2 separate regions of the Homo sapiens genome follow, and region 1 is linked to region 2. The links are chromatin loops, found by intact Hi-C in ENCODE. Cell type or tissue: IMR-90. All regions are shown on one strand. Each heading gives the region's core, and the rest is flanking DNA. Links, peaks and the distances in the headings are about the cores only.

Evidence for each region. Peaks named below come from ENCODE experiments on the same cell type or tissue, not always from the same donor. Only the 100,000 strongest peaks of a DNase experiment are listed, where the experiment ranks them.
Region 1: it touches region 2 in a loop (3.0-fold over the local background); 2 of 110 quality-filtered maps call a loop at or near these places.

The regions. Positions count from the first base shown.
Region 1 is chr5:170,544,870-170,559,940 of GRCh38, forward strand. All of the region lies in intron 1 of KCNIP1 (potassium voltage-gated channel interacting protein 1), which reads left to right. Among named protein-coding and RNA genes, the nearest start is that of KCNIP1, 48 kb to the left of the region's middle. RefSeq lists an enhancer at 7,436-8,005 and a silencer at 8,782-8,982. In IMR-90, for the core only: no CTCF peak of the experiment used is centred there; DNase peaks (open chromatin) are centred at 8,072 and 9,862.
Region 2 is chr5:170,482,691-170,497,761 of GRCh38, forward strand. It overlaps a transcript of KCNIP1 not described here. Among named protein-coding and RNA genes, the nearest start is that of KCNIP1, 14 kb to the right of the region's middle. RefSeq lists an enhancer at 2,280-2,780 and a silencer at 3,596-3,762. In IMR-90, for the core only: no CTCF peak of the experiment used is centred there; a DNase peak (open chromatin) is centred at 8,951.

The DNA of each region.
Region 1 (15,071 bases), core at 3,908-11,907, 61 kb after region 2:
TTTTACTTCTGCATAGTTATAAATCTGATAAGACATTATTGTCATTTTAAACAGCCAATATTCTTTTATACTAACCCAAATATCTCTCCTTTGTAGTGTTTTTCATTCCTTCTTGCAATTTTGTGTTTCTGGATTGAATAATTTTCCTTCAGCCTGAAGATTCTTATTTGGTATGTCCTTTAGTGTCAGTGTGATGGCACTAAATTTTTGCTGATTTTCAGCATTTGTGTGTCTGAAAATGTCTTTATTTTGTTTCATTTTTGCAGGATTTTTTGCTGTGTATATAACACAAGAGTGGCAGTGTTCTTTTCCTCTTACTTTAGCATTTTAAAGATTTTTCTAGAGTCCATCAGTGTTTGTTGAAAAATCCACCTTATTGGTGCTTCCTTGAAGGTAATGTCTTTTTTCTTTGTTACTGCTTTTGAGAACTTCTCTTTACCTTTGTTTTCGGCATTTTGACTATGATATGTGTAGTTATGATTTTCTTTGTGTTTAACTTTTTGGAGGGCTTGGTGGGCTTCTTGAATCAATGAGTTGGTTTCTCTCATCAATTTTCGGAAACTCTTGATCATTGTCTTTCCAAATTTTGCTTCTGCCCAGTTTCTCTTCTTGCCTTCTGGGACTCCAATTATGTGTATGTTAGACCTTTGATAATGCCCCATGTGTTACTCATACTGTTGTCTTTTAATGTTCCTTTCTCTTTTCTCTCTGGTTTTAATTGGAATTTTACCTATTGTTCTGTCTTTAAGTCACTGACCCTATAGTCTGCTATGTCCAGTCTGCTGTAAACCCATATAGTAAGTTTGTACTATTTTATTGATTCCAAGTAACTATTAACAGATACTAGATTTGAGAAGGCTATATGTTTTTGTTCATTTTGCCCATCTTTTTCTCTATTCTCTTTAACAGAATAACCATAGTCAAAGTCCTGTCTGATGAATACAATAGCTGGGTCATCTATGGATCTGTTTTTATTGTTAGCTTTCTTTTTCTCTTTGCTTTGCTTCTTTTCTTTTCTCTTCTTGCTTTTTCACATGCCTCATAATTTTGACCATAAGCTGGACATTGTATGTAAAAGAACTGTGGAGGTTTCAGCTGATACATTCCACCAGAGCAGCTTCCCCCTTTCCTCTGTTGGAGAGTCAGGGTGAAGGCTGATGACCTCAGTCTAGTCAGAAATTTAAGAGGATTGCAGTTTGAGAAAGACTGAATCGACCACCTCTGGCTTTTCCCATTTCCTTGTGTGGTCTTCATGGCTTTGGCTGGGAGCCTAGCTAGTCTCTGTCTCCTCAGCCCTAAAAGCCTGAAGAGATTCAGTCCTGCTCTTTAGAAGTTTTGAGCTTTTCTGGCTATCTTCAAAATCTGGCAAATATCTTGAGGGGAAAAACAGGGATTTATGTCAGGCCCTTTCTCTCTCTCATGGAATGTTGTCTCCTAAGTCCCGTGAGTTTAGCAGAAATTTCATTCCAACCTTCCATCCTCATTTCCCAGCCACCTGAGCTGCATAGAGCACTTAGCAGTGTCCTATGCGTTAAAGCCAACAGTCACTTGGCTTCTTATATTTCAGGCTTCTCTTGTTTCCAATCCATCATGCCAGCCCTGCACAACTGCCAAAAGTGCTGCTTGGTTTCTGCTTTCTCCAGTAGACAACCTCTGCTTGGGCCAATGCCAGTCCTCAACCCACGTCCAGAATCAGCAGTTGCCCACAGGGAAGAAAACTGTCAGGAGTTATCAGCCTACAGAGGACCCACTTTGTCCTCATTTCCACAGCTTTCTGATGTCTTCAAATTTTCTATTTTTGCGGCTTTTCTTTTTTTTTCTTAATAGTTGTTGCAGTAGGGGAGTCAGCCTGCCACAATCTACTACATCTTACCTGGAAGCAATACCTTATCTTGTTATTTTTAAGTCAACAAATTAGACATTATTATTATTAATATATACAGCAATATTTAGAGTCACTCGCACATAAATATTAATTTAGAGTTAATCACATATTTGCTTTGTATTCCTTTTTGAATCTCTGACTTTCTATCTGTGCTAATTTTCCTTCTGACTAAGCCACATCTTTTAGAATTTCCTCTGTGAGGACCTGTTTTATTTATTCAAACATAAAAAATTTGTTTGCTCTCATTCTTGAAATGTAATTTCACTAAGTATTCATTTACAGTTGGTCAATTGTTTCCTCTTGACACATGGAAAATATCATTCCTCTGCCTCTGGCTTTCATTGTTATTGTTGAGAAGACAGATGTTAGCCTAATTGCTATTTATTTGTAGATGGTCTAACTTTTCTCTCTAACTACTTTTAATATTTCTCCGTCACAGGTTGTGATGTTACTTTCATCTTCTGGAATTGTTCTTCCACATCTTATCATCGTCTTCCATTATTTCCATCTTTGTCTCTCTAGCTTGTTTTATTTATAACTATCTAAGAGTTTACTAATTGTCTCCTTAGTTCTTTGCTCCATCTATATCTGTCCATTGTGACTTAAAATTTCCTTTTTTTAACTTTTATTTTAAGTTTAGGGGTACATGTGCAGGATGTGCAGGTTTGTTGCATAGGTAAATATGTGTCATGGGGGTTTGTTGAACAGATTATTTCATCATCCACATATTAAGCTTAGTATCCATTAGTTATTTTTCCTGATCCTCTCCCTCCTCCCACCCTCTGGTGGGCCCCAGTATGCATTGTTCCCATCTATGTGTCCTTGTGTTCTCATCATTTAGCTCACACTTATAAGTGAGAACATGTGGTATTCAGTTTTCTGCTCCTGTGTTAGTTTGCTAAGGATAATGGCCTCCAGCTCCATCCATGTTCCTGCAAAGGACATAATCCCCTTTTTAATGGCTGCATAGCATTTCATGGTGTATATATACCTCATTTTCTTTATCCTGTCTATTGCTGATGGACATTTAGGTTGATTCCATATCTCTGCTATTGTGAATAGTGCTACAATGAACATACGCGTGCAGCTGTCTTTATAATAGAATAATTTCCATTCTTTTAGGTATATACCCAGTAGTGGGATTTCTGGGTCGAATAGTATTTCTGTCTCTAGGTTTTTGAGAAATCTCCACGCTGTCTTCCACAATGTTTGAACTAATTTACACTCCCACCAACAGTATAACATCGCTCCTTTTTCTGCACAACCTCGCCAGCATCTGTTATTTTTTGACTTTTTAATAGTAGCCATTCTAACTGGTGTGAGATGGTATCTCATTGTGGTTTTGATTTGCATTTCTCACTTAAAATTTTGAACTAATGTATTTTTCATTTCTAGATGCTCTATATGGTTATTTTTCAAATCTGCTAAGACATTTTTATAGTGTCTTATTACTTGCTGAAATGTTCAAACCTCTTTTATTTCATTAAGCATATAAATTTTGCCATCTCATTTTCTGTGCTAATAAAAATTCTAATATCGGAAGCTTTAATAATCAGATTCTGCTATCTCTTTTTCCTGCAAGCCTTATCTCACAGTACCTTGTTTTCTTGTGTGTTTTACAATTGTTGACAGTGAATATTCTTTAGAACTTTATCCTTGATAATTATTAGAGGAATGAATTAAAATTTCACTTCTCCGGAAAGTACTGTGTTTGCACCTTTTAATAACTCAAGAGAGGTAACAACCCAAGTTCATTTTCAATTAAAATTTTCATTTGAGGTTTTTCAGACCACAAACCCATGTGAGAGCTCACATATGGTTACAAATTCTTGAAGAAAATGAGGCTCCTTCCTTCCCCATCCACCTTCCTAGTACCAAAGTCAGGACAGACAGGTTTTCTGTGTTAGTTCACTTCTCATTCACCTTTGTATTAAAGGTCTAGCTCTTTGAGGTTCAAGTTTTATGTTGGGACCTCTTCCCACTTGGTAGGGCCTGGGTTTTACCTACTGGGTTTCTAAGCATATTTTGTGGTTAACATCAGAGGCCAGGAGACTCATCAGTGTATAATTAATTCTTGTATAACTAATTATTTAAAGGCAGTGGACCTATTCACTAGCACCCTGCTTTCGGAGTCACTGAATTCATGTTTGCCCTCAGCTAAAGCCATCCTGAACCTCTTTAGATGGGAGAACCCTGATGCTGGTACCTGTAGCATGGGGGCTGGGGCTGGAGAAGCCAAGTAGTACACTAGGGACCTCACGGTCACTGTGAGGGATGGGGGTCTCTGCTTGGCTTCTGAACACCCAAAAGTAAGCTCTTCTGCCTTCACTCCATGTCCACTGGAGCCTGGGATCCTCTCATAAGAAGCTATATTTACTCTAATGAAAAAAAATCTCACCTGGGCTGAAAAAGCGTATGCTATACATGAGCCTTGGTTAACCTAAACTTTCATCCAGAGTTTCAAGGATTAAATTCCTAAGTTCTTTTTAAAGCAAAGAGAAGTTAGTTCCAGTCCTAGGCCATGATAATGCTCTTGGCTGAGAAAACCTCCTTCGTTTTTTTAAAATATGGATTCTGAGGGTGCAAGTGCAGTTTCGTTATATGGAAGTATTGCACAGTGATGAAGCCATGGCTTTTAGTGTACCCATCATCCATATAGTGTACATTGTACCCAACAGGTAATTCACCATCCCTCAACCCCCCTCCTCTGTTTTAAGGAACTGGCATTTATGCAACTAATTGATAAAATTATCATCTGTCTCTTAACCAGATTAATAGTATAATTAAGGAAATCTGGGATGATGATAGCAGGTTTACTGTTGATGAAACCATTGAACACTTGATTTAACCCATTAACAGTGTTTCTGAAAGTATGTTCCTTGAAACACTAGACCATGAAAAGTCCTTTATGTTGAAATATGCTTAAGAAATATTATATGCTTGAAACTTCTCTTGGAAACTCACGAAGTATATTAGACATTAAAGGCTCTAAGAAATCCTGCAATAAAGAAGCCTATTTAATTTTATTTGACTCGGTGTTTTCAAATTATGTGTGACCACAGAAATAGAAGGAACTTGGAGGAGTAATAATTCATTTTTTGGGTAGAATTCACTACTGTCACAGATATTTGTATGCTGTCAATGAACATTTAAATGTGGATTATAGAGAAAGTAAGATTTATTCAACAAATATTTGCTGAAAGTCCACTATGTGCTTACCACTTTGAGTATACATCGGTGAATAAAAAAGATATAGTTCTGTCTCATGGAGCTTGTAGGAGCATTGGACTGTCGTGGAGGCATTAAGAAAGAAGTAGCAAGTGCCTAGAATCCAGCTGCCCCTCAAATTGTTGGATCACAGCCGTGGAACAGGCCCCAGAGCTGGGAAGTTGACTGGGCAGTTGGCTGTTGTATCCAGCCTGGGAGATGCAAAATTTATTGACATAACTGTACCCCTCAAGAGGACCATAAAGAAGACCAAGCAGAAACACACTTGGTTCTGGAACAGAAAAAAGTTTATCTAGGAAAGGAAGTTTAGGAAAGACTGTTAGATAAGAAACTGGGTGGTTTTTAAGGCTTGCAGAATCTCTTATTGATCTGAGAATTCCTCCCAAAACAATCCCTCTAAAAGTGCCTGATTCATAATCCAGTGAATGTTAACAGGAATGACGATGATGATTATGATGGTGATGATGATGGCAATGATGATGATGGTGATGATGATGGTGATGACAATGATGGTGATGATGATGGTGATGATGATGGCAATGATGATGATGGTGATAATGATGATGGTGATGACAATGATGGTGATGATGATGGTGATGATGATGGCAATGATGATGATGATGGTGATGACAATGATGGTGATGATGATGGTGATGACAATGATGGTAACAGTGATGATGACAATGACAATACTGGTGATGATGATGGTGATGACAATGATGGTAACAGTGATGATGATAATGACAGTACTGATGATGATGATGATGGTGATGATGATGACAATAATGGTGATGACAAGGTTGATGATAATGGTGGTGATGGTGATATTGGTGATGGCAATGATGATAGAGTTTAATCTGCAACTCCTTCCCTTCACTCAATGCTATGGCCAATTGGCCACCAAGAACTGTGAGTCTACTTCATAAGTAACTAACTCTTAAGCTCATCCTTTAATTTCTTTGGAACAGGGCTTAACCTTTCTCAACAGCCCCCTCATCTCATTTACCTTCTTTCAGTGTGTGTTCTTCCAATCTGTCTCCACACTGTGCCAATGTAAGCTTCCTAAAGTTTAAGTCTGGGTACAGGCGCACTCACTCACTCCGTGCACTTTTACACTTTTATGCCTTTTTTGTGTTCTTCTCTACTTGTGTTTTCTCCTTCTTGTCTTTTAGCAAGACATGTACTCATCCTTCAGGGTCCAGCTCAATGGTGAGAGCCTCTCTGGGGCTTTGGCTGATCTCACCCTGGAATGCACTGCAATGTTCCTTTGCCTAGGTTCCTGCAATGCTTTCTCCATTTATCTGTATAACCCTCACCACTTCTAAGATTACGTTATTATCTGAGTCTGTGGTGAGGGAACATACCACATCTGACCTACGGTTCATTGCCAGCCCCCTCCCAGAGTGGAACACTGAAGGCACATGGGCAACTGTTGCAAACGTGCAGGGTAAATGCACCCCCATGGAGTGACAGCTATGCAGACCAGAGCCCCCTTCTCCCAGGTTCTGTGTTGCCCACACCTTTCTTGACAGTCCTGGGCCAGGGCTTCCCCAGGTTTGGAATCCAGATGAGTCTGAAAGCAAATGTCATTCTCTTTCCTTCACCACACAGTAGCATTTGTTCTTGCCAAGGTAGCTGTGTGTGTGTGTGTGTGCATGTGTGTGTGTGCTTGAGTGACTGTGAGTGGTTGTGAGAGTGTGGATGAGAGTGTGTATGTGTGGCGTGTGACTGTGTATATGAGTGCATGTGTTTGAGTGTGTATATGCGTGTGTGTGTATGTGTAGGTGTATGAATGTGAGTGTGTGTATGTTCAAGTATGTGTGTGAATGTGAGTATGTGATGTTTGAGTGTACGTGTTAGTGCATGTGTGAGACTGTGTGTTTGAGTGTGTGTGTGTATATGAATGTGTACGAGTGTGTGAGTGTGTGTATGTATGAGTACACGTATGAATGTGAGTGTGCATGTGTGTCTGAGTGTGTGTATGTGTTTGAGTGTGTGAGCGTGTGTTGTGTGCGTATGTGTGTGTGAGTGTGAGAGAGAATGTGTGTGTGTGTGTGTTCATGCCGATGTTCACGATGGGCTGGAGGGAGGACCAGTCCCCTACTGCGTAGATCGAGGATGCTGCCTTTACCCAGTCTTCATGAAGTTATAAAAATTACAGCCATTTGTCACAGGTCTCTCAACACAGCACTGGGCCCTGGGAGGACCAGGCCACATCTCTTGGCGTCTGAAATAAATGAACTCATTTATTCACACATTGAGGCCACACATGTTTGTTGCAAGTCTGTGGCCAGGCACAGGGCTGGGAGCTGGGGAATAAAGAGCTGACCCAAACAGCAGAACCAGTTTGCGTTTTCATGGAATTCATGATCCGCTGCTCTGACAGTGGGCATGGGTCAGACAATGACCAAGTAAACAGATCAGTAAGATCATTTGGAGAAACGAGAAGGGATCCAAAGGAAAGAAAGCAGGAGGCCACGAGGAGGGGAGTGTGGAGGAGTGAGGGGCTGCTTTAAATTCAGAAATCCTTGAAGACTGTCTAAGGAGGTGGCGTTTGTGTTCGGGCTTCCATAACAGGTAGGGGGAAGATGGAAGGCTGCTCCAGACCAGTCAGGGAGAAGGGGAGTGAGGGTGGTTGTGGTTGGACCACAGGAAATGCAGGAAATGAAAGGGAGGGTGGTAGGAAAGGCAAGGGCTAGACCGCACAGGGCCTTTGGGGCCAGCGAAGGAAGTGGATTCTATCCTGAGTGCAACTGGAGGCCACTAGAAGGGCTTACGCAGGACTGACAGGCTCCGATTGATGCTTCCCAAGTTCAGCCGTGCTGCAGGGCAGGAACTGTAGGAGGAGATAGCGTGGCCCAGAAAGGCAGTCAGGAGCTGTCCAGGCCAGCTGACGCTGACGATGAGTGGGGCCCAGAGCTTAGACTCCCTGAGACTCAGCCCTCCTCTCCCGCAGGACCCCAGCAGCCAGCCTTGGAGGGCTCCCAAAGAATGACATCACCCTCAGCTCCCAGCTGCTTGATATGCAGGGAATTCCTCCCAAGGCTATGCAGAGGCCTCAGGCTTCAGCAGCAAGCTGCGGCCCGTGCCTGGGGGAGAGAGGAGGGGAAAATCGTAACCCCAGCAGCACCTCCTCCCGTGACCTAGACTCTGGGCCAGACACCACAGGCATTTTCTGGATAATCCTCACAACTGCCCCATGAGGGACACCTCTGTCGAATCATAAAATCCTGAACAGGGAAGGATGCCTGGAGATCATGTGACCTGTACCCCTGTGTCGAAACCTGTGTATTCCTGGTTCTTGTTTATTTATTCATCATATCCTTAAATAACACCCTTACTACTTTTCAATCACTTGACCAATATTAATTTTCATAGCCACTTCAGAAGGTCAGAACTATCATTATTCCCATTTCATGGATGAGGAAAACTGAGGCCCAGAAAGGCAAAGTAACTTCTCCAAGGTAGCACTGGCCATCATTTACATCTAGGCAGACTGACCCAGAATCCATGTTCTTCTAGGCTGTACATGATACCACCTGCTCTCGGTTGTTCATGAGCTGGCACAGTGGAAAGAGCTCTCCTCAGCGGGCTGGAGCATCTCTTGTACGCCCAGAGGTGTGGGTGAGCTGTTCTGTGGCACAATTGTCATCCTGGGGTCTGCGACGGTAAGACTCACCTCAGAGGAAGGGCTGGCCTTTCATTCCTAGCTGCAATTCCTTACAAGTAAGAAGGAGAGGGCCTCAAACAGGAAACCTGGGGTGAAGAGGTGAACCTCAGATGCCTATCTTGTTTAACCTTCTGTCTCCAGGCTTAGCACAGTGCCTGGTACAGAGGAAGTCCTCAGTAACATTGTTGAGTGAACGGATGGATAGATGTGTGTGGACCCGGGTTCATCCTTCACATGAGAAAGTCCGTGAGATGTTTACATCCAACTCAATATCTAGCACATACAGGTGGACAAGGCAGAAAGGCAATGTCATGGCTCTTGCCCTCACACTCTAGGGCCTAGACTGGTGTGACAATGTCCATGCTTACATGTCCTGTCTAAGGAAAGCAGCTCCCGTTGGTCATGCCTGTGGAAATGTGGCCCTGTATGGCCAGCTCTTCTGATTTTTCATAAGAACCTGGATGGACAGATGCCATGCAAAGTTTTTTTTTTTAATTTTTTAAAAATCGTGTGTATCCCAAAGAAAATATTATCTAAGGGTGAAATCCAGCCCAGGGGGCACTAGTTTGAGATGCCAGGTCTGGGATCAGTAGCAGGTGGCCCAGAATGGGGACTGGGTTGGTGAAGACTAAGAAGAATGAGAAGCTCCCTGGAGCCTCCGAGAGGAAGGTACATTTTGCATGCCAGCTTATCCGGATTCGAGACTTGCTCGATGTTTATTTTCTGGTTGTCACTCCAGGATTTTAGTTAAGTCTTGTCTAACATTGCAGCCAGGCTCAGCCATTCTGTAGGAGGATTAAAGGATGGGACTGTGTATAAAATTGGGCCAGGATGGCAAGCGAGGGAGCAGCTCTTGAGGCCAGAAGAGTGGGGGAAGATGGCTTGATGACAGACGGAATCTCAGGCACCTGAAGAGTCTTAGAAGCCAGATTTGGGGCTGAGCCGCCCTTCCCCAAGTGGAGATTCACCAGCCATGGCCAGACTCGAGGATGTGAGATTTATTTTTCTTAAGATAGCAAATGTCTTTGCAGGCATGCTTCCCAGTTGGGAAATTCTTTTTATGCTCCATGTAATCCGTCTGCCAGAGCCTCCTTTGACTCTGTTTATCGGTTCTCTTCCTGTATGTGTCATGCTCTCCTTCCCTCTCTCCTCTTCTCCCCTTCTCGTCACCACCCCTTTGCTCTGCACCACCCAGAGCCTGTTAGGAAGAAAGGGGGGATACACTCATCCTGGCTCCATTTAGGGTGGGCTTTTAATCCAGACATGTCGCTGACACCAGCATTTGCACCAGGTATTTAATTAGACCAGGAAGTCCCAGGGGATTTGAGAAGCTGGCTGGCGAGGAATGGGCTCTATCTCCATATCTTATTTTGACAAGCACTGTAATTATCCCTCATTGCTGGCAGGCGGAGCAGAATCACGTTCGTTCCCAGCCCCATCTTCTCAGAACAAGAGTACTCAGGCTCCTGGTTGCTCCACCACTAAACAACTGCCTGTCTCAGTTCCCCAGCGAGACCGAGACTGAGCTCAGCCATTACTCAGGAGATCGCAGGCGGGCGCTCAGCCTACTTTTTGACAGCATCGTGGAGGTGATTTCAGAGCGCTTGCTGCATGCACATGGGAAATAGCTTCCAAGGAGGATCTTTGGGGGCAGAAGGAATGAGGTGGGCACCATGCCCTCCAAAAAGACAGAAGTTACCCCTCCAGGAGCCAGCATGAATGGAGCACCTACCATGTGCCCATTTGGTATTGAATTTAATCTTCTCAATAGCACTGCCAGGTCAGTGTTATCATTCCATATTACCAATAGGGAAACTGAGGCTGTAAGTGAGGAAGCTGCAGAGTCAGTTGCAGTGGCCTCAGAATTCCGACCAAGAGCTAGCTGGCCCCACGGTTTCTTCCCTTCCTACTTTACAGCATTGTGGCTCAGGGAGAGCACACATGCCCTCATGCTCTGCCCCAAACAATTTGTGGGTGCTGGAAAGTTCTGGCCATGTCAGGAGCAAGTGCTTTCTCCCTTGCTGTGCTGCCCAAAACTTCTTTAAGGAGGTTACCCTCATCTGTCAAACAGGGATGTCCCTGTCTGTCCCACAGAGTCTTCATGAAATGAACTGAGATGGCATATTTTAAAGCCCTGGGAAAACCGAGGCAGCCTCGGGAATGGTGACGTATCTGGTTATTGAGACTGTCTTATAATTTGGGGCGTGAAAACCTAGGGCTACAGGGACACAAGGTAATGAGAGGAAATTGCCAAGGAAAGCGAATGCAAAGGAAACACCACCCAAGCCCAGCCTGGCTTCCAGGTACCCTCTGAACCAGCCTCCTGCCCCACTGTGGGCCAGAATAGACCAGCCTGCTAGGAAAACCTTTGGCCCACTGCAACAATGACAATCACAACAACTCAACCGTTTAGTGAACACAAAATATGTACGAGGCACGGGATTATGCACAGGAACCACGTCCGTACATTTCATTCTCAAGATCCTATGAAGTAGGTGTTATTATCCCTATTTGATGGATGAGCAAGCTGTGGTTCATTAAACCACATCCCCCATGTCAAACAGCAAACAAGGGGTGAGGCCAGTTGGTCTTGACAGTTTGTCAAAATCGCTGTGCTAGAAAACCACCCTCCTTACTGGTTGTGTTCCAGGGGTTCCCAAACTCAAGTTCTTCTTGGAGGAGCTGCAAGAAATGATTTGAGGGTGATAGCAAGGAAGAATGCATCTGAGATGCCAGGCTCAGGAGATTCCTGGAGTCCTGCACTGTGTGCCCTTTGGCCCAGAAGGCCCTTGTAAGCACCTTTAGGTGTTGTCTGCATTTCCCTTCCCTTTCTGGTCAGGGACCCCAGCTCTCTCTGCATGGATTCTCCTCTCCAGGAGGTGGGGGGTGGGAGCCGATGTCAACAGGGAAGAGGGGCAGAGGAACAAGGACAGGGATGGGGAGAGGAAGAAAGAAGGAGGTGGGATGTGGCAGCTGGGCCCGGAAGCAGGCTAGAGCCAGCTGCACAGCTCTGACAATCTAAAGTGTCTCTTCCGATGGTCTCCATTCAGCCCCATCTGCAGATAGCTCATTTTGTGAATGAGGCCTGGGTGTTTGTTCCAGAACCTTAGCTGTGATTAGGAAAGACAGGAGCACTTGGGAGGCCCCACCTTCAATGCACCAGAGTATTTCTAGACCCTCATTCTGCAGTCAGCTCTAGCTGCCACATCAGGGAATTCTTGCTGGTCTGTAGCCTGGATTCCAATTGTGGATGTGGCCTGTTAAAACTTTCCTGGGTAGGACAGTGTGGGCGTTCTGCCTTAGGAGTCAGACAGGCCTGAGTTTATATCCCACCATTTCCATATGCTGGCTGTGTGACCTTGAACAGGTCCCTTAGCCTCCCTCAGCAGTGGAGTGGAAGATTAAGTGCACAGACTCTGAAGCTAAGCCTTCTCCCATGCTCCAGTCCCAGCTCTGCCACTTACTAACTGTGTGGCCTTGGCAAAGTGACCCAACACCCCTGGGCCTCTCTTCTCAGCTGCAATACAGGGCTAATACAGGCATGCATCTTATGGAGTTGTCAAAAGGATGAAACAAATTCATGCATTTAAAGGACTTGGCACATGGTGAGTGCTCAGACATGTTAGCCAGTATCCAGGCATGGTGGCTATTTTCTGGAATAAATATGGATAAACTGAGACAACTTTCTCTCCTGAAGATGGGTCCATTGCGAAGTCATCTCAAAGAGGTGTGGCCTGGAGAAGTGGTTCCAGTACCTCATGCCTTCTTCCCCTTCCCTCCTTCTCTCCTGCCTCCCCCTGCATTCTTCATGTGCCTCCTGCTGTAAGCATTTGCTGAGCCTCCTGCTGTGTCCCAAGCTCTGTGCTTGGGGTCAACCACCCAGAAATGAATCGTGTGGGTCCCATCCTCTCCAAGACAAACAGTTAGAGGATGGTCAGATAGTGCCAGTGGAGAGCAGGGAAGGCCTCGTGGACAACATCCTATTTGAGCCACATGACCATCAGGGAAGAGCATTTCTAGGCAGAGGAAGCAGTTTGTACAAAGGCCCTGAGGAGAGAACAAGCTTGAGAAATAGGAAGAGTGCCCGAGTGTCTGGAGTGGAGGGACAGGGAGAAGATGGGTAGGAATGAGGTTGAGAAGTAGCTAGAGGTCAAATCATAGAGAGCTTTGAAGCCACAGTGAGAAATGTGGGCTTACTTTGAGTTTTCTAGCATAAGGTTGTTCTGAAGATTAAATGACAGGAGACAGGTAGAGTGCTTGGAACAGCATCTGGCGCATTGCTGGGCCTTAAATAATTGTTACTTTTATTATGGTGGCACTTATTTCCATATTCAGCCCTGAGGCTGGCTGTGGTCTACTAGGAAATTATTGGCATTCTGGTTTAGGAGAGAGGACTTGACGGGATTTGGGTGACAAGTCTCAGTTCTGCCCTTCCCTGGCCTAGCCAAGCTCCCTTCCTTCCCTGAGTTTCTATAAAATGGCAGCATCACATTCCCCTCCCCAGGTAATGTGACAATGAACTTTAATGTAAAGTGCCACCCACGATCAAGGAATCTCATCATTTAAACTGCTTTTGCCATCTAAGGTCAGAAGGCTTAAACTGAGCCCGTAATTACATCAAGTGCCTGTAATCCTAGCTACATAGAAGGCCGAGGTGAGTGGATGGCTTGAGCCCAAAAGTTCAAGACCAGCCTGAGCAACATAGTGAGACCCAGTCTCCAAAAGTAAATAATTTAAGAGAATAAAAAATTAATTTTTTAAAGAAGGTTTAAACTGGTTGTGACCTAAGGAAACAATTTCTTCCAGCCGCATCATTGAACAGGTGGGACACCAAGCTCCCTTGTAGATAAAGATCGAGGTGGAATGGGAGTGGACACTGACTCCATCTAAGATCATGGAAGCGCTCTCACAGTGACCCTACTGGGCTCTCTGGAAGCTGCATCCCAGCAGCTGTGCAGCCCCTGGGACCAGCCAGGAGTGACCTGGGTGCTGCCGTTCAACCCACCTGTACATTTCCCAAAAAGAGGCAGCCAAGTGCTGATTCAGGGAATTTAAACTTTAATGGTCCCCCGGTCTATTATTATGTTTTAATGAACTGGAAAAGCACAAACAGAAATCCTTAAGAGCATCAGCCGTGACACAGAAATCTAATACAATAAAACAAAGTGCTTATAAACCCCAGAGTTGTTTAAAACCCAGAAATTGCCAATTGACATATGGGACTATATCTTCTTAGCCCCTAGTAAACTGAGTGGCTTCAAACAAGTCCCTATCACCTCCCAGGGCCTCAGTTTCTTCACCTGTGAAATAAGAGGATCAAAAAAAGATAATGTTCTCTCTGTTCTCTTCCAACCGAGGCAGGCATCTCAAGTATTTCTTAGTCAGTTCTACTCTAGGCTACACAGTATCTGTATCTGGCAGCTGTATGAACTACTGTTGAAAATCCTCTTCCCAATCCCAGTTTCAACATCACTCCTCAAGGCAGCATCCACCTTCACTCTAGACTGAATTAATTCCTCTGTCTTACCACCTAAACTCCTCTAGAAAACTTGATAGAGGTAAAGATAAATGCATTTTTTCAAAAATTCTACTTTTCTAGTCCCAAGGCATTGTGTATATCATTCTTATGTAAGTTATCACAATAAACCCATAATTAGTTACTTCCATTTATGTCAAATCGCCTACAAAGCAGAAACATGTATTATTCATTTTTGGCTTCCTCCCCAGTATCTAGCATACGAACTGTTTGCAAACATGCCCAGTTCTTCAAACTTTGTAACTTCATGCCTTTTCTATCTACTACTTGGGATGGGCCCACCCTCCCTTTGTCCTCTAAGCACACTCCTATTCATCCTTCAAAGTCCAGCACAAAAATCCCCTCCTCTGTTAAACTTCAACTGCTCCAGGCTGAGTCTTATGTTTGGGTCCTTCATACGTACCCCTCTTCTATTGTTTGGGGTATTGTGTGCTGTGGGATCTGTTTACTCTCAGTTCTCCCCTCTAGGCTGGGTTCCTTGAAAAACACCCTCTGGACATTTCACCTCTACATCCTCTGCATTCTTGGCCAGGCTCTGAGAGGGCATTGGTAAATGTTAACTGCCTGGCAATGGTGATGCTGTTAACCTGATGTGTCAGGGGTCTGAATAAAGCTGCCTCAAGGTAGGCAGATGCCCACAACCAAGCAAGAACTCAAAGCTGCAGGCTCCTCAGCCTGAACCTTAGACAGCGTCTTGGTCACCATTTCAACACCTTGACCACATTTCTCACTCTCCCAAATTTCCTCCTGCT
Region 2 (15,071 bases), core at 4,762-12,761:
GTCCCCAGAGACCAGATTTCATCTGGTATGCTGTGGGAGTCAAGTAACGTCCAAGGCCAAGCCTGTCTGAGAGAGGTTTTTATTAGCTCCAAAATTATAATAACTTCCACAGCCTTCTTCCACCAATTCTGCCTTCCACTGAAACAGCGCTGGTGATGTTTAGAGGTATGAGTTTGGGACAATTATCAGGAGAAGCATTTTGGTGCTATTGTCCCACCCCTTCTGTCCTGAGAGGTTTTATCTGGTCTTTCAGTATTTCAAATAGGTCATGACTAGATTCCATGCATCCCTAGAAAACATAGCCTAAATTTTAAATTAAAGTATGAGGTGGAAGAAACAGCCTTTCTTCCCTTTTGTTTCCAAGGACAGATGGAGTCAAAAGTGGAACTGGGGCCCGCAGAGCCGGATAGCTTGGGCAGTACGTGTGTGCACCTGCAGGCTGTGGAGACAGGTATTTCCATGGAGCTCACTCGCCCTGCCTCTCATCCAGGCCTGAAAATCATAGGTAACTATGAGGCAAGAGGAACCCAGGGTGGTGGGAACACCCTAGGGTGATCCCAGGCTGGGGACCTTTGGACTAAAAAGATGAAAGCCAACATTCCCTCCCCAGGAGGAGATGCAACTCCTGCACTCTCTAGTGACCATCACTGGGATATTGCACAGATCTGCAGTCACCTTCTAAATCCCCTTAAAGTGGACCTAGCCATCCTCTCCATTTTAAGACCACATCTCCTGTCTGCTACAGCCCCTCTCGCTTCTTTTTCTTTAAGGATATCTGGCTGGTTGTATTGGGTTAACATGCAAGAAGAGAGTACCAATCACTCCATAACTTGGGTAATGCATGTCAATGGTGATCTGTGTGGGGCCGCAAGGTTCCAGATGGTTGGGACAACTCTACAATCAGTCACATTTGGGTTGGTTAAATCCCCCACTCATCTTTACAGCTGTATCCTGCAAGTTAGTGGCTGCCTGTCTCTGAACTTCACCTTCCTTATGGTTGTCAAAAATACCTCCATGGGATAAAAACGCAGCATCTGTAGATTCCCAAATAGGTGCAAGTAGATTCCCAAATAGGTGCAAATAGGTTCATTCGTTGGTTCATTCTGCAGTCAGGGAGCTTTCAGTCTACTGGCATGCAAGACGCAATGATAATGAGAATACTTCACAATGAGTGTGACGTGATGACTGATGAATGTGACAAAGGAGAAGTAGGATGCACTTAGACAGCCTGGGGGAATTGAGTTGTGGCCAGAAGGGAGAGAGAGTGTCCATTCTCCACCTCATCACTTTGCTGCCAAGAGAAACAGGAATTTCTTAGACAAGTTCTCAGGTCCCTCGGTGAGACTGGCAGCCTAAAAAAGGCACCAGGGAGCAGGGGGCACTCACATCATGCCATCCCCCCACAGAGCATCCCGCTGGCCATCTGCATCAGCCCGACCCCCACAGGATAGAAGACTGGCACATCCAAGTTGCTCCTTCCACACCCTCTCCCCACTGAGGCCTCGTCTCCTCCGCCCTGTGGCCAATTGAAGGTGAACTCCTAACGTGCATTCTGCCTGGGATCCCAGAGGTTGTGGCAGCCAGATGAGTCACCTCACAAATACAGCACGTGTTCCTCGGGGGCGGCGGTGGGAGGAAACACGTGAAGAGCTCTCTCTGTGATAATAGACCATTTAGAGCTTCAGATGGCGAAAACAAGCTGATCAGGTGCAGGCCCTCCAGGAGGCTGGCAGGTGACTCCCAGCCAGCACGCCCTCCATCGCACGTTGGGGAAGCTGGAAAGAGCCTGGTGGCTGCCGGGCCTCCCTCTGGCATCCTCTCTCCCTCCAAGGCTGTGTGCTCCCCACCTTGTCTCTCCTTTTTTCATTCCATTGCTCTGTTCTGTTTCTGTCTACCCATTCGTCTTTTCTTCCTCTTCTCTTTCTGTTGCCATTCTCTTTCTCTTCTCCTCTCAACATGTCCTTCTCTCTACCCGTTTCCCCCTCCCCTTCTCTCTCTCCTCCCTCTTTCCCTCTCCCTCTCTTCCTTTCCCAAATCTCTCTTAGCCAGGCTCCTTTTCGCCCTTTGCCTCTCAAACCCTCCTCCACCTTTCCACCCTCTCTCTGCGTTCTGCTTCTCCCTTCTTCCTTCCGTGTCTCTGGCTCACTTATCTGCCCTCTCCACATCTTCTTCCATTTGCCACCCTCCCTCTCTGTAGCCACACCCAGTGGGCTCAGAGCTGGGTCTTTCTTTTTTTTGTTTTTTCTTTTTTCTTTTTTTTTTTTTTTGAGATGGAGTTTCACTCTTGTTGCCCAGGCTGGAGTGCAGTGGCGCAATCTCCACTCACTGCAATCTCTGCCTCCTAGTTTCAAGCAATTCTCTTGCCTCAGCCTCCTGAGTAGCTGCGATTACAGTCATGCGCCACCACGCCCGGCTAATTTTGTATTTTTAGTAGAGACGGGATTTCTCCATGTTGGTCAGGCTAGTCTCAAGCTCCCGACCTCAGGTGATCTGCCTGCCTCGGCCTCTCAAAGTGCCAGGATTATAGGTGTAAGCCACCGCACCCAGCCAGATCTAGGTCTTTCATCCCCCTACACAACCCTGGCCTGGCCTGGGCCTCTGGTCTTGGGCCTGGAAGGGAGTCCCATCCTCCCTCCCTCAGCTGGATTTCTTAAGGATAAAACCTTTGCTCCTTCCTTCACCACACCTCTCCACATCCCAAACTCAAGCCCACAGAGCCCAGCTCTGGGCCCAGGGTGTGGACGGGGAGGGTGGCTGGTGGCCCAGAGCTGAGCCCTGTGAGTCAACAGCATGCCTAGACTCACACACAGACACATGGCCCACCTTCAGGGTCATGAGGATTCATAAACCCTATTCTGCGAAGTGCCTCCAGGAATCATCAAGGGAGCTAGGGCAGCTCTGAGTCTCCACCAGGCCCACCCTCCGCCTCTCAGGGCTGAGCTTCACTTCCCTTCCCAAAGGGGCCAGGGAGAGGGGCTGCTGATGACATGATCTCAGAGGAAGGCCAAGGCCTCCAGGCTGCCTCTGGGCCTGGCACAGGAAGGAGGAGGAGAAAATAGGGAGCCCAAGGAAAGATCAACCCAGCCCAGCCCAAGGACCCCCAGCCCCAGCCCCAGCCCCAGCTGGGCTCAAACTAATTGAAAACAGACTGGAAAAGGCTGCTTTTGCCCTTCCTCTAGACTCAGCATCATCAAGACTGGAGGGACAGAGCATTTGAATCATCAGACGCTGGGCCAGACGTCACCCCACGCGTTTTCTCATTTTATCGTCCTAAGAAGCCCAGAAGGTGCGTAAAATGGCCTGTCCCAAACAGATGAGGACATTACCTTTCTCCTCTTCCTCCTCCTCCTTCTTCTTCTTCTTCTTTTTGCTTCATTTTTCTTTCATTTTTTCCCCCAGATGTTGCATTTCAGAGAGGCTGAGCGTGTTGACTAAGGTCACACAGCTACAAACATCAGGGACCTGCGAAAAAGCTCTGTTCCCTGGTGACAGGTGTTCTGTGATCCTAACACAGCCGGAGGTGGGGACAACGTCCTTGCAGTAACAAAGGCCCTGTTGCTCAACTCAGTGGACATCAGGCCCTGTTTTCATTCATTAGCAGGTCAGGGATTCCAGTGTCACCTGTGCCATGTATTCCAGCTGATCTACCTGCAAGCCTCTACTCCCCATTTTCCCAGCAGCAGCCGCAGACACCACCCAACTGGCAGAAATTTCAAACAAGGGGTTCTGCCTTGCACTCCGGTGCAAGGGTTGGGCACGTGGACTCACATGTGACCAATCACATTGTCTTTCCTGAGATCCTGCATTTTGACCAGAGGAATCAAGAACAAAAAGTGGTGGCAACTGATTTATCCTTAAGAAATCCAAGTAATGAGTTCCTGCTGCCAAGATTTCTGGGATTTCCCTGGCTCCTGCCAGTTTCTGGATTTGGTTCTTAAGCATTTTCTGGGTGTGTGAGCCCCATACCCTTCTCATAGCTTCTTCAGCCAGAGTCAGTTTCTGGTTTTTGCAATCAAAAATAACCCAACTAAGATTTGCTATCCTGCAGGCAAGAGAGGGCCACAGCTTGATAGTCAAGGTTAGCCATTGTCTGGGCCCTGCCTGCCCCAGCCAGCTTTCTTTCCTCCCCAGCCTGTACCTGCCACCCTGAGCACACCACACTGGTACACGCCTGTGTACTTGTCTTTTATGGTCTCACTATAATTTATTTAATCCCTCATTAATGAACATTTCTAAGTTGAAGTATAATTCATGTATTAGTCAGGGTTCTCCAGAGAAACAGAACCAACAGGATGTGTGTGTATATATATTATACACATTATTATATATTACACACATGCACACACACAGACATATCTATATATCTAGAGAGAGAAAGAGATTTCCTTTAAGGAATTGGCCTACATGATTGTAGGGGCTGGCAAATTCAAAATCGGCAGGGCAAGTAGTCAAGGGAAATTCAAAATTGGCAGGGCAAGAAGCCTAGGGAAAAGTTGCAGGCAGAATTGTTTCTTCCTGGGAGAGACCTCAGTCTTTTTCCCTGAAGGCCTTCAGCTGACTCAATGAAGTTTACCCATATTATGGAGAGTAATCCACTTTCTTCAAAGACTCCTGCTTTAAATGTTAATTTCTTTGAAAAAATTGCCTTCACAGCAACATCTAGACTGGTGTTTGACCAAACAACTGGGTACTATGGCCTAGGCAAGTTGACACGCAAAATTAACCGACACAATTCACATACCGTAGCATAAAATGAACCCTTCTAAAGTGCACAATTCCATGTTTTTAGCATGTTCACAAGGTCATCATCATCACGATATAGTCACGGAACTTTTTTTTTTTTTTTTTTAAGACAGGGTCTGGCTGTGTCACCCAGGCTGGAGTGCAGTGAAGTGATCTCAACTCACTATAACCTCCACCTCCTCAGTTCAAGCAATCCTCCCACCTCAGCCCCTCGAGTAGCTGGAACCACAGGCGCATGCCACCAAATCCAGCTAATTTTTGTATTTTTTGTAGAGACAGGGGCCATGTTACCCAGGCTGGTCTCGAACTCCTGGGCTCAAGGTATCCACCTACCCTGGCCTCCCAAAGTGCTGGGATTACAGGCATGAACCACTGCGCACGGCCCAGTCACAGTACATTTTTCTTGCCCCAGAAAAAAAACCCTGACTCCTCCCAGCTCCTGGCAACCAATAAACACATTGGTCTGCATGTTGTTCATGCTGGTTCACCTTCCTCCTTGCCTCCCTTTGACTGCCTCATAAATTTCCACTCATTCCTCAAGAGTTAGCCCTTCTGAAATATCTTCCTTGATCCCACCTACTAGAAGCACCCTGTCCCACCTCAAACTGAGTCAATCACTTTATTTTCTGTGAACCCCCAATATAAGCTGATGGTGCCTCCTGGAATAGCCTTTAGCAAAAGATATTAAAATTGCCTAATCAACTTGCTTCTCTTTCTCACCAAACCAGCAGTTCTTAAATTATGATTTCAGGGCTTCTTGACACTTACCCCATATTTTTACCATTTGATGTGCTTGTGTTTCCGGGAAGAGAGTTCAGGGTTTCATCAGATCTTCAAAAGGATCCCAGGAAGGGCCAAGAGCCTTGAGATTAGGGCTTCTCGAAGGGCAGAGGCATGCTTCATGAGTTCCCTTGTGTCCTTATGCCTGGTGCAGATGAGGTCTGCTGGATGAGCCTGGGTGATGAATGAGTAGTCACATGTAGGAAAAGTGTCCTTCCTTCAAGGGTTTTCCATCATCACTCTCTATGAAGCAGTGAAAAAGCAAAACAAAGTAACATACGGTTAAGCATCAGAGGAGGAGGATAGACACATAATTACATATTCATTTGTTCATCTGCTCATCCATTCACAATTTAGTGTATGCATCTACAAGGTACAAAGCCCAGTGCTCCCAGCAGCGGGTGTTCAGAGCTCCGAGAAGCAAGCAGGCACCACATGTTGGTCTCAGAAGGTAGAGAGAGACTGTAAAGTAAACCAAGGAAGGCTCCCTGGGGGAGAGGCCGCATGACATGAGCGAAGCCAAGAGCAAGGACTGGGACTCAGCCAGATGGAACAGAGCCCGGGGAAGGGTGTCTTGAGTGTGTGTGCTGGGGGGAGCATCCACGTGAGCAAATGCCAGGCCTGCAGAGGACCCAGAGAAGGGAGAGAATTTACACACCCACAGTCCCTGAAGCCTGGAGAGGACTTTTTAAGATTCCCGGTGACGGTGCAGAGAAGCTGAGCCGGGGCCTGACTACAGTGAGGTGTGGGGTGTAATTACCAAGCCAGAGTGCAGAGCTGAGCCAAGCAGGTAAGAGTACTGACCCCGAGCCCACTCGGGCTCTGAGCAGAAGGAAGATTTCATTAGTGTTAGAGAGGAAGGATGTGCCTTCTCCCCCGGAGGCCAGAGGGCAGGAGACCAGCCAGGCGGGGAGGCTGACCCAATGGCCCCGGAATGGTGATGGAGCAGCCTGGGAGGCTGCAGGCACTGAAGGAAGAGGTAGGGGACGATGACTCCATCTGTCACCTCGGCACTTACCCCAAAAGATGGAGGACTGCTGGCAGAAACAGACAGAAATTTCCCTTGAGAAGGAGAAAGCCATGCTATAGGCAATCAAGATTTGCACATTGTCAGCAGAGAAGGAATGAGACTGTCTGGTTGCCGCTAGACTTTGGCCAGGGCTGTCCTGCAGGTAAGGGCCTCGTGCAGGAGGCCCCTGGGCAAGGGCCGGCCCTTCTCCTCTCCCTCAGTGTCCTGGAAAGGCCCCAGGGCTGCCCCAACCCCTGACCTCTCTCCTTCTTTCTCCATATTGCTAGACCCCCTTCTCTTGGTCCCCTGCCTCCTCCCACTGGTGTGCACCCACACCTTCAGACAGTTCTGAGCAGACCACGCAAAATACAACTGTGATGTTATTTGCAGCAGGCATTCTGGACCCAGAACTGTGCTTGGTCTTGAAGTTGAAAGGTAGCAATCACTCATACTCCTCTCCCATGAACAATTTGAGAAAAAATGGAGGCTCAGGGCAGAAGTTACCCCCTTTACAACTGACGGGAGCTATCCTGGGGAATGAAGCCTGAGGCTAAAACCTATGCCCTATTTCCAGCCTCATGAAGTAAACTTAGCCACTGGGTCCCTAGCAAAGAAACTGGAGAACTGAGGGTCTCCCCCAGGTCTGCCCTCCAACTGCCCCAAGCCCCACATGCCTGCAGGCGGCCCTGGGATATCTGCCATGTGCAGGGAATAATGAGCCTGGCAGCTGCAAGAAGGAGATGAGCTCCAGGGTTTGAGGGTTAAGGACATTCACCAGTCTCCCAGCACACTCATCTCCACCCCACCCCAGTGAATGAGACTGAGAGGGCTCAAGGTGGGGGCAACAGGTTCTCTCCATTACCTTCCAGCCAATACCTGCATGTACATTGAGATACTCAGTAAGCCATGAGAAGCGCTGTGTGACCATGACTGAGTTGTTTAAACTCTCTGTTCATGCTCCTCCCCTGCAAAGTGAAGGCATTCAAAATCATCTGTATTCATGGTGAACCTACTTTGTTCTAAGGCCTCTGGGACATCCAAAGTTGGATAGGCCATGTCCCTGACCCAGCTGACTGCTCTCACCCTTGCTTTCACTGTGTGAAATTCTCCCACATTGACGGGCTGGGGGTAGGGCAACTACAATTGAGAAGCACAAGGGAGCCCCCCGTGGTGATGAAACAGTTGGTATCTTGACTGTGGTGTTTACACAAATCTATGTGTGTGATAAAATGACACAGAACTACACACATACACACACCCATAAGAGTGCATATAAAACTGGTTAGATCCAAGCAAGGTGTGTGGACCATGCCAATGTCAGTTTTTTGACTTTGACATTGTCCTGTGGTTCCCTAAGATGTTACCACTGGGGGAAACTGGGTGAAGGGTGCAAGGGCCTCTCAGTATTATTATGGGAATTTTCTGTGAGTCTATAATCCTTTCAAAAGAAAAGGTTATTAAAAAATCTCACATGACTTCTCACTACTCTGCTTATAAAATCCACACTCCTCACGGAGCACCACAGGCCCGCTGTAATCTGGCCTCTGTCTCCTCTCCAACCTCTCCCCAAGCTCCCTAGGCCCAGCCCCATCCCCTTCTCTCTGCACCTTGAGCACACCCAGCCCACTCTGTGAGGCTGTAGGCCTTGCTGTTTCTTTTACCTCAAGTTCTCTCGCCCCAAATCCTAAACACAAGTAACTTCTGTCATTCAAATTTCACAATCAGTCTCCTTTTCTTGTAAGGCCTTCTTTCTCAGGCTGATCCCTTCAGCCCTAATACAGTTGGCCCTTCCACTGTGTTTAGGGTGCTACATCACCATCACCTCTTGGTTTTTGGCTAAGATCAAGTGTAGAGTCCTGCTATCATCAGACATGATCTGATTCGTTTGTTTGCTTACCTATCACTGTCAGTCCGGACCTCCCCTCCCTCTGAGAATGAAGCAGAGAAAATGTTATCTTGGTCACCAGTGTATCCTGGAAACTGCAACAGGGGCAGGCACAGGCAGGAGTGCAGTGAATATCAATGGTAGATGAATGAATGAATGAATGAAGAATGAATGAAGAATGAATGAATGAATGCACCACACAAAGTAGCATTCTAGCAGAAGTGAAAACAAGGTTACCTAGTGCAGACTTTCCCAGCCAGGACTCATACTATTTTTAAACACATACACCTGCTTCGGTGATGTACTGAAGGCCTCAGGCTACTCTCCCCGCCCACATCTCCCACCCCTCTAACAGGATTCAAATCTCCAGTGCTCATATTTCCTCCTCATCACTTACCTAGCAAATCTGGCTCACAGTATAATATCAGTCATTTATACTTCAGTCTGAATTCCAGGTCAGTGCCAACTTCCTCCAGATATTTGTGGTTTAAGCTTCATGTGATATTACGTCATCTTAAGGGCATTTAGTAAAGGGGAAGAAGGAACATTTTTGGACAGAGGCCTTTTCCTGTGCTCATTTGTGCCTCACAGGAAGCCAAGAGTAAATGTGCATCTAGACCTACAGGGGAGGTCTTGGCAGTTACAGCAAACTCAGGGAATTTTAAATATGCCGGAAACTTTCCAGAGCCCTGAGTTGCAGTCCCAGCTCTGTCACTGTCTCTCTGTGCTTTGCTAAACAGACTTCGCCCCTCCGTGGGCCGTCTGTGAAAATAGGGCCCAGCTCGATGGCATATAAAGGCCCTCTGACTTCCAGTAGTAAAACTCTAGAGGAGCCCTTGTTTTCTGGGGAGACTCTTTCTGAGTTTTCATAATAATGTTGAGTAGTTCTCTTTTCTTGCTCACGCCGACTTTTCTCCAGTTCTCGGACACCAGTTCTGGGTACCCAACAATTCAATCCAGTTCTGACACTAACTATCCAGAGTTAGCAGAGGCCCCACAGGTTAAAGGCCTCGTCCCACAAAACTGCCCCCACTTCAGACACCAGTGGCCAGTCTCAGACCCCCTGTACTTCTGACCAACCAGCTATAAGTCAAGGATTCCTAAGACTCCTTCCTCAGGTCTAATAATTTGCTAAAGAAGCTCACAGAACTCAGGAACACACTTTACTTATGTTTACTGGTTTGTTTTCAAGGATGCAACTCAGAAACAGCCAAATGAAATGACTGAATCAGGCAAGATATGGGGTTGGGGGATGAGGCATCGAGTTTCTATGCCCTCTCCAGGCATGCCTTTCTCCCAGCACTTGGACGCGTTCTCCAACAGGGAAGCTCTCCAAATCTTGGTGCTTAGGGGTTTTTATGGAGGTTCAATTACATAAGCATGATTGATCAAATTATTGGCCAATGGTGACTGACTCAATCTCCAGCCTCTTCCTTCTCTCCAGAAGTTGGGGATGGGGCTGAAAGTCTCAAGCTTCCAGTCAAGGCTTGGTCTTTTTGGTGACCAGCCCAATCCTGAAGCTATCAAAGGCTCACCAAGAGTCACCTCACTGGAACAAAAGATGCTCCTATACCCTCATCACTCGGGAAACTCCAAGGGTTTTAGGGGCTTTGTGCTAGGAATGGGAGACAGAGACCAAATATCTATCTATTTATTTATTTATTTATTTATTTTTTGAGACGGAGTCTCACTCTGTCACCCAGGCTGGAGTGCAGTGGCACAACATCTGCCTCCCAGGTTCAAGTGATTCTCCTGCCTCAGCCTCCCAAGTAGCTGGGACTACAGGTGCCCACCACCATGCCTGGCTAATTTTTGTATTTTTAGTAGAGACGGGGTTTCACCATGCTGGCCAGGATGGTATTGATTCCCTGACCTCATGATCCAACCACCTTGACCTCCCAAAGTGCTGGGATTACAGGCGTAAGCCACCTCCCCCGGCCCCTTTCTATGACACCACAGATGGGCACAGTCAGAATCAGAGCCTGAGGTGCAGGTCAAATCCCTTAGCCCTCCACCAGTCCCGCCCACTTGGTTTCTGTGGTAGAAAGTTTTGTTTACTATCTGTATCTGTATCCCCCACCAAATGCGAGCTCCCCCATCCCACCCTGATGCTGAACTGAGGACACTCAGGGCTTTGTGTGGCTCTGGCAGCTTGCACAATGGGTTCTCAGATGAGGTATTCCATGCCCTTCTTCCTGGAGTAGTAAGAGTCAATGCTTTTCAGTTCAGCAGAAATTCATGAGATATTAGAAAGCACTTCCTAGATCTGCGTAGAAGTTGGAATAGGTTGCATATAGAAGCTAGGAAGGTTCCATCCCTGGAGATCTTTAGGAAGATCCCATTGCTCTGGGTGACTCAGTCGCTCATTTCAATCATGAATTACAGGCATTATCGAGTTAAGTCACCATGGTGGCTGGACCTGCTTTCTCCAAAGTCCCTCCAGCTGCAGGTTGGTGAGCCCATAGATGGGGTTAGTGAAGCATTGTTGGTCAGCTCACCAGGGCACCCTTATGAGAGTGAAGTAGACCGTGACTCCTCTGCAGTTGGTTAAGGAAGAGGACACTGAACAAAGTCATGTGTTAAGAGTGGTGTTTGGCTGGCAAATTCTGATTCATCTTTCAGGACCCTGCTCAAGCATCTCCTCTTTTGAGAAGCCTGGCCTGGCCCTCTCCCCATGCCCCACTCTTCCTTCCCCAGGTTTAATTAAATGTCTCTTCTCAGCTGGTGTGACCTCTTGGTTGATTGCAAATAGTGCATACTCCACTCTCTCTCCACGGAACTGTGAGCTTTCTAAGGGCCAGAACCATACCCACCTCATCTCTCACTGCCTCCCTGGTGCCATCGCAGGACAGGTGGGGCAGAGCAGGGGCCCGGTGGCTGCTGGCTAAATTGTTGGAGGGACTGGCTGGGAGCCCATACATCACAGACAGCAGATACCCCAGGGACTGGCAGTGTGGGAACCAGGTGAGAAGCCCCAGTCTCAGGTCTGCAGCCTTCCTCAGTCTCCTCACTCAGTAGCCTTGATTCCCAGCAAACCACATCAATTTCTCATTGCACACCCTGCTCAATGCTCATCTGCATAGTGTCCTCCATCCAGAGCAGCCCTGAGCTGTGGGCACGAATACTAATGGATCATGCAAATGCCAGCCTAGGGCAAGAGTGCCCTGGACTGTCAATTAGCTCCCCCCAGCACCAGCTACAGTGCCCAACCCCTTCACTTGATACAGGCCAGCCCAATGCAAGAAGGAGCAACAGAAAAAGAACTCGGCTTGAAGGACTGCTCTAGTCAAGGTAGTGTGTTGTGGCAGCCTGGAAAGGGATCTTCCATGTAGAGTGAGGGAAGAAGAGAGCCAGCCTGGCCTCTCAGGAAGAGGTTCCCACAGGCACTCTTGGGAGGAAAGGTGGTGCTCTTGGGGGCCCAGGTAATAATTGCTACACGAATGCCACGGCTCTTGGAACTGCTGCTTCATCCTTTTCCCTCCACCTGGCCATCTATGTGCCAGGCCACCAGCGTACGTCCTGTGTTGTCCTCTAAACCAAGACCAAAGCTCTTCACAGCCACTCTTCTCTGACCCAGTACCAACTCCATCCTGGGAGGGAGGATGACAGGCTCCCCGTCCCCTCACCTCTTCTTCCCAATACTGCTGTTTCCTCCCAGTTCTTTCTCTTCCCTCCACTGCTCCCATCTGCTTTCCTTCCTTAGTGGATAAAAGCATTAAATTTGAAGGCAGAGAGATCGGGTTCAAACCCAGACTCTACAGATCACTCAAGCTTTGTGGCTTGGGCGAATTACACCATGCCTCTGAACTTCAGTTTGCTAGTCTATAAAATGGAGAAAAGAGAAGTACCTGCCACAGTGGCATTGTGAGGATCATTTTATGAATAGCTAAGAATTTCAGGTAACTCACTCTGATGTACCAGAAAGTTACTTTGCTTACTGCTTCAATCACTGAACTTAATTTCTACTCCAAGTTCCCATTCCTCTCAGTGGCAGAGAACCCTCAATCAGTTCAGGATGCCCCATCCCCAGTGTTGCCTGAATGTTTTGGGGTGGGCTTACGGAGCATGGAGCCTGAAGTGGGCTCTACCTCTGGTGGGCAGCCCTACCATTCCTACAGAAAGGCACCCCAAGAGGTTCTGCTTCCTGTGCATTCTGTGGTCACTGTGCCATTCAGGTCGCAGCTGGGGCCTCCCAGGCTCTAGGAGGGTTTCCTGGACCGCACCACTGTTGGGTGCAGGGGAAGATTCCCCTTCTCCTTACCGGACTTGCCCAGGAGAGGTAGGTCAGGAACCCCTGCCTGAAAAAGACACACAAGTCAGTGGCTGTGCAATGCTCCTGCTACACACAGAGGTGGCAGGCCTTAGAGGGGAACCCTAGGCTGTGTTCACTCTCCCAGGCTCCACTTTGGAAAAGCCAGGGTCTGCTCTCAGCTCCCACATTCCGCCAAAGTCTGGGGTTTCAGTGCCAAACAGGCCACCAACCCTCGAACTCTGCCTGAGGTGGAGGACAAGGGCAAACCCCTCTTGCTCCTGCCCTCCAACCAGTCACATATTCTTCCAGGCCTTTCATCTCAAAATCCAAGATGTGACCATTGTTTCCGTGCCACCTCTGCCACAGGTAGTGAATGCCGCAGCTCAAATGTGCGGCAGGTTGTGTGGTCACAGGAAATAACAGAAGGAGCCCCGGTTAATATCTCAGTTGTATGTGGCCTCATTTTTGCAGGCCCTGTCCCAGAGTCAGTCCTCAGCACGAGGGCAGCTGAGACTCTTTTCTCCCCCATTCCTTCCTCCTTCCCTCTTCCTGGGTTTCTTCCTTTTTCAGGCTCCAATTGCAGCAGCAGCAATGCTGGGAGCGGAGATCCTGGGAGCCCGGAGCCAGCTCTGACATGTTCAGCGGGCCGTGCAGGGTCAGGGGCATGCTCATCGGCTCATCACTGGCATGATTACTAATCATCAGGCAGCGGCAGGGTTACTGTTCCCTCCTCCCCTCCCTGCTCACTTCCTCAGGGTCTTCAGGCTGCAGGAGCCGAAGAGGGAAAGACCCTGCGTGCACCCTGGCAGGCTGATAATCACAGCTGCAGCCCCCAGGCACTAAAAGGATGGGTGGGAGCATCATCCACCACTCAAAGGGCTGGGGACCCTTGTCCCTCCCATGTGCATCCATCTCTCCTATCTCTGAGTCCCCAGTGAACTGCTGCCTCCCTAGAGAAACAGTGCTAGAAGTCAGTGGCAAGAGCAGCAGGAGGACTTGGAGCTACATGCAGAGTGTGAGCTCCGGAGTCAGACCAGCTGAGTTCAAGGCCAGCTCCACCATCTATTCACTGTGACTTCAGGAAGGTTGCTTAACCTCTCTGTGCCTTAGCTGCCTCATCTATAAAACAGGAAACAATGAGAGTCTTTCCTTATGGGGCTATTGAAATGATTAAGTGAGATCAGGCATGTGATGGCACACAGTAAGAACTCCATAAACAGAGGTCACCACTGCTAATGCAATTATTCTATCACCTCAGGAGACTAAAGCAGGGGAGGAAACACCATTGACTCCTGGACATTTACCCAAGGAGATTATGGATCCATGTTTTGCACACACTTTAGAAAGACAAGGAATTCTAACCACAGCATCTGTCTCCACTGCCCCCGTCATTTCAGTCTCACCCGTCCACCCTCAACCTCACCACTGTGGCCCGGAAATGCGGTTGCCCAGGGCCACTCTCACCCCACCTCAGCCCTGCTCTGCTCAAGTCTCACTTCCACTCCTTCCAGCTCCCATCCCTTTCTACCCAGCTCCACCCTGATTTCTCCACCATGACCTTTACCCTCCTAGTCTGATCTAGACCCCTGATCTTGCCGAGTATCTAGGACTTTGGTGCCTTTGACCCTCAGCAGCAGAGGTAGAGAGGGATCTCGGTGAAGTCTGGGATGTTATAGTGACTTGTTTATCTAAGTGCCCTGAGACTGTGAGTTCCCTAATGCAGGGAGCATCAACCTCTGCAGAGAGCCCCAGAGCCCTGCTCAGGTGTGATGAACAGGAGGCACTCACTTGATGCCCTCACAAAGTTGTGAGTGAATGAATGAATGAGTGAATGAATGATTGAATGAAGATTAGTGATTATGTTAATGACCTGCCTTTTTCATGAGCCTTGCAACCTCCCAGGTACCACACTAAAGCACTTAAATGCTTCCACTCATTTAATCCTCATAGCAACCCTAAGACATAGGCGTAATTATTGTACCTATTTTATAGATGTTGAAACTGAGGATCAGTGAAGTTAAAGGCACACAGCTAAGGGATGAATGGATAAAATCCTTTACCATAACCTTTCCTCCTTAGGACAAAGTTTCTTCACCAACTGTCCAAGGCTGTGTTTCACTGGGGAGAGTCTGAAATTCTACACCAAGCATGAGCATGTGTTCATGCAGCATGGTAACTCTGGGGGAAAAGGTTCACAGGTTTTATCAGATACTTACAGTTTGTTAGAACATATTTGAATCCATCCATCTAACCACCCGTCCCCTTTCAATCCACCCTTCTGTCCACCCCCAGACAGCCATTTGATCAATATTCATGAAATATCTGCCTTGCGCCAAGCATAGTGCTGGCACCCATGAATTCCCTGGTCTCCAGAAATATCCTTCCCCCTCTCCCTGACTACC